2 separate regions of the Homo sapiens genome follow, and region 1 is linked to region 2. A link is an interaction called in ENCODE POLR2A ChIA-PET data of the cell type or tissue named here. Cell type or tissue: HepG2. All regions are shown on one strand. Region 1 overlaps NPHS1 (NPHS1 adhesion molecule, nephrin). Region 2 overlaps UPK1A (uroplakin 1A).

Region 1 (4,000 bases), 180 kb before region 2:
TAGGGAAAGACTTGAATCCCAGAAAAAAAAAAAAAACAATGCTGTAAAATTTGGCTGGGCACAGTGGCTCACGCCTGTAATCCAAGCACTTTAGGAGGCCGAGGTAGACGGATCACCTGAAGTCGGGAGTTAGAGACCAGCCTGACCAACATGGAGAAACCCTGTCTCTACTAAAAATACAAAAAATTAGCTGGGCATGGTGGCGGGGGCCTGTAATCCCAGCTACTGGAGAGGCTGAGGCTGGAGAATTGCTTGAATCCGGGAGGCCCAGGTTGTGGTGAGCCGAGGTTGTGCCACTGCACTCCAGTCTGGGCAACGAGACCGAAACTCCGTCTCAAAAAAAAAAAAAAAAAAAAAAAAAAAGGCTGGGCACAGTGGCTCACGCCTGTAATCCCAGCACTTTGGGAGGCTGAGGCGGGCGGATCACGAGGTGAGGAGATCGAGACCATCCTGGCTAACACGGTGAAACTCCGTCTCTACTAAAAATACAAAAAATTAGCCAGGCGTGGTGGCAGGTGCCTGTAGTCCCAGCTACTCGGGAGGCTGAGGCAGGAGAATGGCGTGAACCCGGGAGGCGGAGCTTGCAGTGAGCCGAGATCGTGCCACTGCACTCCAGCCTGGGTGACAGAGGGAGACTCCGTCTCAAAAAAAAAGAAAAGAAAAGAAAAGAAAATTTGGAGAAAAGCTAGTAATTCCACAGACTATCGGAAATTCATTAGTATTAAACTGAACTCTTGGGATTTGGAGGCAAGAAAATGAAATTTCATTAAAATGAAAGAGAAGCCTAATAGAATTCTAGGAGAATCCTGGGAATTAGGGAGCTAGTTGAAAACTTTGGGGGGAAGACTAGAAATTATAGAAATGACAATGGAATTTTATTTTAATTGGATGGAATTCTGGGGAAGTGCTGAGAATCTGGGCAATACAAAGGAATCTGTTAAAAGACTGGGATCATAAGATATTATAATATCGGGAAAGATTCAGAAATCTATGGAAAGTTTAATTTGTGCAGCAGCAATAATAAAAAAAGGAAGTAATCTATGGAAAGACACTGGAATTAAGGAAAATTTCAAAGGAAATCTTTGGGGACAGCAGGAATTTTAAGAAAAGGAACTGAGGAACTCTGGGAAAGGCCTGGGAATTTCAAGGGAGTTTCCTGCAGGTGGTGTTGGGTAAACACAGCAGAAATAGATTTTGAGGAGTGCGCTGAGAGCCTGCAGGTGGCTGCAGAGGCAGAGCAGGAGTTGGGTGTGGGACAGAAGGCGGATTCAGATCCCCAAAACTGCCATGCACAGGGACTCGGGGAGGCGGGAGAGACTCCAGGGAGGGGGTCACTCAGTTCCACTCCCCACTGCTTTGCCCTAGGGGGGTGGTGCTGATGAGAGTGCTTCTCCTTATCAGAAAAAGGCTTTGTTTGGGCTGGCGGCACCAACCCAGTGGGCAGGGTAGGGGGGTTGGGGGTTGGTGGAAGCGGCAGGGCTGCCTGCGAACCCCAGTCACTCCCGGCCCGTAGGACTCGCGCACCGTGACCGAGTCGCGGCTGCCGCAGGAGTCGCGGCGCGTGCATCTCGGCAGCGTGGAGAAATCTGGGAGCACCTTCTCCCGAGAGCTGGTGCTGGTCACAGGGCCGTCGGACAACCAGGCCAAGTTCACGTGCAAGGCTGGACAGCTCAGCGCGTCCACGCAGCTGGCGGTGCAGTGTGAGGGCTCGCACTGCTGAGGCCCGGGGGCGGGGCGGGAGGGACAGAGCCAGGTGGGGCAGGGACCCAGCGAACCCTGGACCCGGGGAAAGCGGGCGGAGGCGGGGTGGGGGACCCGAGACTGGGCGGAGCCTGGGGTGCAGGCGGGGTGGACGCAGACCAGGCCGCCCCTAACCTCTGAGTCTCGCTCCTCCAACCCCGTCTCCCAGTTCCCCCAACTAACGTGACGATCCTGGCCAACGCATCCGCACTGCGCCCGGGAGACGCCTTAAACTTGACATGCGTCAGCGTCAGCAGCAATCCGCCGGTCAACTTGTCCTGGGACAAGGAAGGGGAGAGGTGGGAGTGCGAGGGATCCCTCCCCTCTCTGGTCTGGCCTCGCCCCCTCCACGCATGTCCCGCCCCCGCCTAGTGCCTCTCCAGCCTCTGGCTCCGCTCGCAGCCCTGGCTTGACCCCGGTTCCACAGGCTGGAGGGCGTGGCCGCCCCACCCCGGAGAGCCCCATTCAAAGGCTCCGCCGCCGCCAGGAGCGTCCTTCTGCAAGTGTCATCCCGCGATCATGGCCAGCGCGTGACCTGCCGCGCCCACAGCGCCGAGCTCCGCGAAACCGTGAGCTCCTTCTATCGCCTCAACGTACTGTGTATGTGCCCCGGCCTGAAAGCCCCTCTCGATGCCTTCTTGACCCTAAACTACTCCTTGGGTCTTACCTTTTTTTCCTTCTTTTTCTCTTCTCTCTCTCTCTCTCTTTCATTTTTTGTCGCTCAGGCTGCAATGCAGTGACGCAATCATAGGTCACTGCAGTCTCCAACTCCTGAGCTCAAGTGATACTCCCACCTCAGCCTCCCGAGTAGCTGAGACTACAGGTGTGCGCTACCACGCTTCGCTAGTTTATTTTTACTTTTTGTAGCAACGGGGTCTCACTATGTTGCCCAGGCTGGTCTTGAACCCCTGGGCTCAAGCAGTTCTCCTGCGTTGGCCTCTCAAAGTGCTGGGATTACAGGCGCGTGCCACTATGCTAGGCTGATTTTTTGTACTTTTAATTTTAAATAGAGATGGCATTACTCTATGTTGCCCGGGCCGATCTTGAACACCTTGACTCAAGTGATCCTCCTGCCTTGGCCTCCCAAAGTGCTGGGATTATAGGCGTGAGCCACTGCACCTGGCCTGGGTCTTTGCTTTGACACTATCACTCTATCATTAACCCCATCCTGAAACTTGAAACTCCCGACCTTCATCCTGACCCGTGGTCCTGGGCCAACTCCTATCCTGCCTCCTCCCATCTTGCATTTGTCCTCTCTCCTAACCCCCCTCATGACTCCTGTTTCCATCCTTCAAACTGACCCTGGCTTCTGCTCTTTTCCTAAACTGTATTCTAACTTCTATCCCGAACCTTACCCCTGAGCTTAGCTCTGAACTTGTTACCTTGTCCACAACCTTAAACCCCGTCGTGACCCCAACTTTAACCCTTGAACCTGTGCCTGATCTCCAATCTGTCCTTGACCCTAACCTTAACAACAATCTTGACTCCCTGCGGCGCCCCCTCTGAAGACCGTCCAGAGTTCCTGGGGGAGCAGGTGCTGGTGGTGACCGCGGTGGAGCAGGGCGAGGCGTTGCTGCCCGTGTCCGTGTCCGCTAACCCCGCCCCCGAGGCCTTCAACTGGACCTTCCGCGGCTATCGCCTCAGTCCAGGTGAGGGAAGTGGTCATGGGGAGGGGTCCCGGGGATGGGAGGTCCTGCCAGGTCCCTTATTCTGGCCTTCCCCAGCGGGCGGCCCCCGGCATCGCATCCTGTCCAGCGGGGCTCTGCATCTGTGGAATGTGACCCGCGCGGACGACGGCCTCTATCAGCTGCACTGCCAGAACTCTGAGGGCACCGCGGAAGCGCGGCTGCGGCTGGACGTGCACTGTGAGCCCCGCCCACCATGGAAACCACACCCACCCAAGGAACCTTGCCCATTGTGGAGTCTCCTCATTGTGGGAGCTCCGCCCACCCAGGGATAGCCACCCATCCTGGAACCCTCCCGTTCTGGAAGTCCCAGCCGCGGTGTAACCACGCCCACTGCGGAACCCCTCCCACTAGAGAGACCCAGTGTGGAATCTCTGCCCAGAGAGGGTGCCCGCCTAGACACGGAAGCTGCTCCCGTCAGGAATGAGAGCCCACTGTATAAGCCCTGCTACACACACAATTCTGGAAGCCCACTCAACTCACTCTAATTATCACAGAGGCATAGTGGAGGGTGGAGACAACCTCACCAACCTTGAGAACTCTCCTCCAACCCTTTGGTATTAAGGGCAGATTGT
Region 2 (4,000 bases):
TGAAGGAAGGAAGGAGGGAGGTGGGGAGGGGAGAGGAGGGGAGGGGAGGGGAAAGGAGGGGAGGGGAGGGGAGAGGAGGCGAGGGGAGGGGAGGGGAGGGGAGGAGTCCATGGCTCCATCTTACTCAGGATAAAGCCAAAGTCCACAACACCTGCCTGTGTAGAAAAACGAAGGAAGGAAGGAAGGAGAGGGGAGGGGAGGGAAGGGGAGGGGAAGGGAGGGGAGGGGAGCAGGGGGTCTATGGGTCCATCTTACTCAGGATAAAGCCAAAGTCCACAACACCTGCCTTCCCTCCTGCTTCTTTCCCATCCCCATTCCTCACTGTTCTCCTCCCCATCTGTCTGCCTCATGTCCTCTCACCCCCCAACCTCCTCCTCACTCAGCTCCAGCTGCTTTGGACTCCTGGCCCGCTCTGGCCTCAGAGCCTTTGCCCTTGCTGCCACCTCCACCTGGAAGGCTCTTCCTCCAGTTACACACCTGCCTCGCTCCCAGTGCCTCTAGGTCTTTGCTTTCCCTGGCAGTGAGGTCTTCCCTCGCCCTCCTCGGCTCCTGACCTCCCCTCCTGTTCACTGTCTTCCTCCTCTGAGCACCACTTCCCTGGGTCAAGGGCTTTTATGTTTCGCTCAGCACAGAGCCCCAGTGCCCAGCGTAGGGCTCAGCATGTAGCTCCTGCTCATAAGCATTTGTTCATCAAATGAGTGGCTGCTTCTGGGAATCTGAAAAACCCTCTGCTGTCGAGGAAACACAGTGCTGTCTCTGTGTCATTGGGGCCGTGAATTGGAATCCCTGCTCTCCTGGTCACCTGGGAGAGGCTGTTAGCCTCTTTGAGCCTCAGTTTCCTCATCTGGTAAATGGGTTGAAAAGCACTAGCTGTGAAGGGCTTCTGGCAAGATTGAGGAAGCTCATTTTCTTTCCTTTTTTTTGAGATGGAGTCTCGCTTTGTCATCCAGGCTGGAATGCAGTGGTGTGATCTTGGCTCACTGCAACCTCTGCCTCCCGGGTTCTAGTGATTCTTCCGCCCCAGCCTCCTGAGTAGCGGGGATTACAGGTGCCTGCCACCATGCGTGGCTAATTTTTTTTTTTTTTTTTTTTTTAGAGATGGGATTTCGCCATGTTGGCCAGTCTGGTCTTGGACTCCCGACCTCAAATGATCTGTCCGCCTCAGCCTCCCCACGTGCTGGGATTACAGGCATGAGCCACTGCGCCTGGCCACGAAGCTCATTTTCTAAACTGCTTACCCTAGTGTCAGGTGCATGAGAGACACTTGGGAAGTATGGGTTATTCTTGTGGGCAGAGATTAAGAGCACAGCCTCAAGAGCCGATCTGCTCAGGTTGAAACTGGCTCTGCCATTGTCTCAATGTGTGACCCTGGATAAGTGACTTCACTTCTCTGAGCCTCAGTTTCAATCTTCATCAAACAGGGTCATGATGATGACAGTATCTCTTGGTGGACTATGAGGAATAAATGAACTAATCCAGTAAACCATTTAGAACAGCTCGTGGCTTGTAGTAAACCATTATTAAATGGTAGCTGTGCTATTATTGGCAGAGTTCATGAGCATGGACTCTGGAAAGCAGCTAGCAGGGGTTCAAATTCTAGCCCTGCACTGGGTGCAGGTAGAGGGGCTCAAGCCTGTAATCCCAGCACTTTGGGAGGCTGAGGCAGGAGAATCATTTGAGCCAGGAGTTTGAGACCAGCCTGGGCAACATAGTGAGACCCCCATCTTTACCAAAAAAAAAAAAAAGAAAAAATCCCAGCTCTGCTACTCAAGCCTGGGTTATTGGGCTGTGGGAAGACTGAATGAGATGATGCCTGGGATCCCTGAGTGTGACACCATGGGGAACTCACACTAGTGGCTGGGGCTGCACCTGCTACTATGACTCAGTGATGCTGAACTCCGTTTTCAGTGTCCCCATCCCCCAACCCCTGGAGTCTCACCGTGAGGACCATGGACCGGCGGCGGCAGAGTGCGGCACCCACACCAAAACTGGCTACCATGAAGAAGGAGAAGCCGCAGAAGATGGCAATCCAGGCACCAGCGAAGACGTCATCCTTGCCTGAGACTCCCATCAGTGGGTATACACGGTACTGGTCGGCTGTCACCCATATGGTCTCAGCAAACAGGGACAGGCCTGACAGCTGGACAGAGCGGTGGGTTAGGAAGGTCTGCTCGGGGCCAGCAGCCCTGGCACCAGGCATCTCCACGAGCAAGTTCCCTCCCCATTTGGAGCCTCCACTGCCCTCTCAGTAAAGTGGGCAAAGACCTCGCCTTCCATGAGCAGCGATGAGGGTGAGCAGAGGCCAGGAGAGAAGAGACAGCCCAGCCAGACAACCGACCCCCACGCCCCAGCTGCCAGTTTCTTCGGGGATAAAAGGGGATGCCACGTGGAAAGGCTGGAGCAGTGGACTGGCACAGAGGAGATGCTTGGTCCATCTGCCCTCCCTTGACAGTGCTGTTATTCCCCGAGGAGGGGAACATGGCCATGGCCATAAACATTACAAATGGGCCAGGCAAGGTGGCTCACACCTGCAGTCCCAGCATTGTGGGAGGCCGAGGCGGGAGGATTGCTTGAGCCCAGGAGTTTGAGACTAGCCTGGGCAATAGTGAGACCCCGTCTCTACAAAAAATAAAAAAATTAGCTAGATGTGGTGATGTGCACCTGTAGTCCCAGCTACTTGGGAGGCTGAGGCAGGAGGATCAGTTGAGCCCAGGAGTTGGAGGCTGCAGTGAGCAAGCATCACACCACTGCACTGCAGCCTGGTCAACAGAGTGAGACCCTGTCTCTAAAACAAACACACGGCCAGTCGCGGTGGCTTACACCTGTAATCCCAACACTTTGGGAGGCTGAGGTGGGCAGATCACCTCAGGTCAGGAGTTCAAGACCAGCCTGGCCAACATGGTGAAACCCCATCTCTTCTAAAAATACAAAAAGTAGCCGGGTGTGGTAGCATGTGCCTGTAATCCCAGCTGCTCGGGAAGCTGAGGCAGGAGAATTGCTGGAGCCCAGGAGGTGGAGGATGCAGTGAGCCGAGATCTCGCCACTGCACTTCAGCCTGGGTGACAAAGGGAGAATCTGTCTGAAAAAAAAAAAATTAGCCGGGCGTGGTGGTGTGCGCCTGTAATCCCAGCTATTCTGGAGGCTGAGGCAGGAGAATCACTTGAGCCCGGGAGTTAGAGGTTGCAGTTAGCTGAGATCAGCCACTGCACTCCAGCCTGGGCAACAGAGTGAGACTCCGTCTCAAAAACAAAACAAAACAAAACAAAACAAAACAAAACAAAACAAAAAACACAAAACCAAAACCCAATGTTAATTGAAAGACACTGTTGTTTTTCCTTCTTGTGGCCTCCTGTGCACCAGGCTGTCACTTTATATCCATAGTGATGCTGATGGTGATAGCCAGCATTGGTCGGGCACTTTCTCTGAGCTGAGGGCCACACATGGATTAATCCACATGACAACAGCCCACACAATGAGGACACAGTCTATAGATGAGGAAAGAAGGCACAGAGAGGGACAGTCGCTTGCTAAGGTCACAGAGCTGGGGAGAGGCAGAGCTGGGATTTCAACCCAGGCTGTGCTGACCACTGAGTCTGCCCGAGAGACAGTTCTGGACCCTCATCCCCCACCCCGAGCTCAGGACTGTCCCCTCCCCACCACACAACCACTCGGCTCCCAGCACTGGGGCGAGTCTCACCAGAATAATGATATTGCCCACAACTAGCAGGCCCACCACAACTGGAGATCCCTTCTCGGCCTCCGCTGCTGCCGCAGACGCCATCATCCTGGGACACATGAGCAGGGATGAGGCCAGGAGCGTAAAGGGCCAGCCGGACCCCCCATCTCTGAGCCACACCCTGGCTTCGAGGGGTTGCTCCAGCTCTCTGCGGGGCCCAGGCTGGTACTGATGTACCCACAGCCCTGGTGGGGAGGCATTTTGCACAAGAGGACACCCGGGCTCCGGTGGGGCAGTCACTGGCCTGAACTTGGCACTGCCCCT

What was found. ChIA-PET counts read pairs that join two places held together with the same protein. Peaks named below come from ENCODE experiments on the same cell type or tissue, not always from the same donor. Only the 100,000 strongest peaks of a DNase experiment are listed, where the experiment ranks them.
Region 1: POLR2A ChIA-PET joins it to region 2 with 6 read pairs; 3 of 35 experiments call an interaction of 5 or more read pairs at or near these places.

What each region holds. Positions count from the first base shown.
Region 1 is chr19:35,843,708-35,847,707 of GRCh38, reverse strand. NPHS1 (NPHS1 adhesion molecule, nephrin) reads left to right here. Exons shown (of 29, transcript NM_004646.4): 12 at 1,514-1,700; 13 at 1,910-2,039; 14 at 2,168-2,340; 15 at 3,249-3,389; 16 at 3,465-3,605. Among named protein-coding and RNA genes, the nearest start is that of NPHS1, 6.8 kb to the left of the region's middle. RefSeq lists a silencer at 2,122-2,374. In HepG2, a CTCF peak has its summit at 1,199 (motif pointing right); a DNase peak (open chromatin) is centred at 1,987; H3K4me3 peaks cover 992 bases; H3K27me3 peaks cover 1,907 bases.
Region 2 is chr19:35,666,594-35,670,593 of GRCh38, reverse strand. UPK1A (uroplakin 1A) reads right to left here. Exons shown (of 8, transcript NM_007000.4): 2 at 3,698-3,785; 3 at 1,940-2,140. The coding sequence starts at 3,781. UPK1A-AS1 (UPK1A antisense RNA 1) reads left to right here. Exons shown (of 2, transcript NR_046420.1): 2 at 1,909-2,646. Among named protein-coding and RNA genes, the nearest start is that of UPK1A, 2.1 kb to the right of the region's middle. In HepG2, no CTCF peak of the experiment used is centred here; no DNase peak of the experiment used is centred here; H3K27me3 peaks cover 377 bases.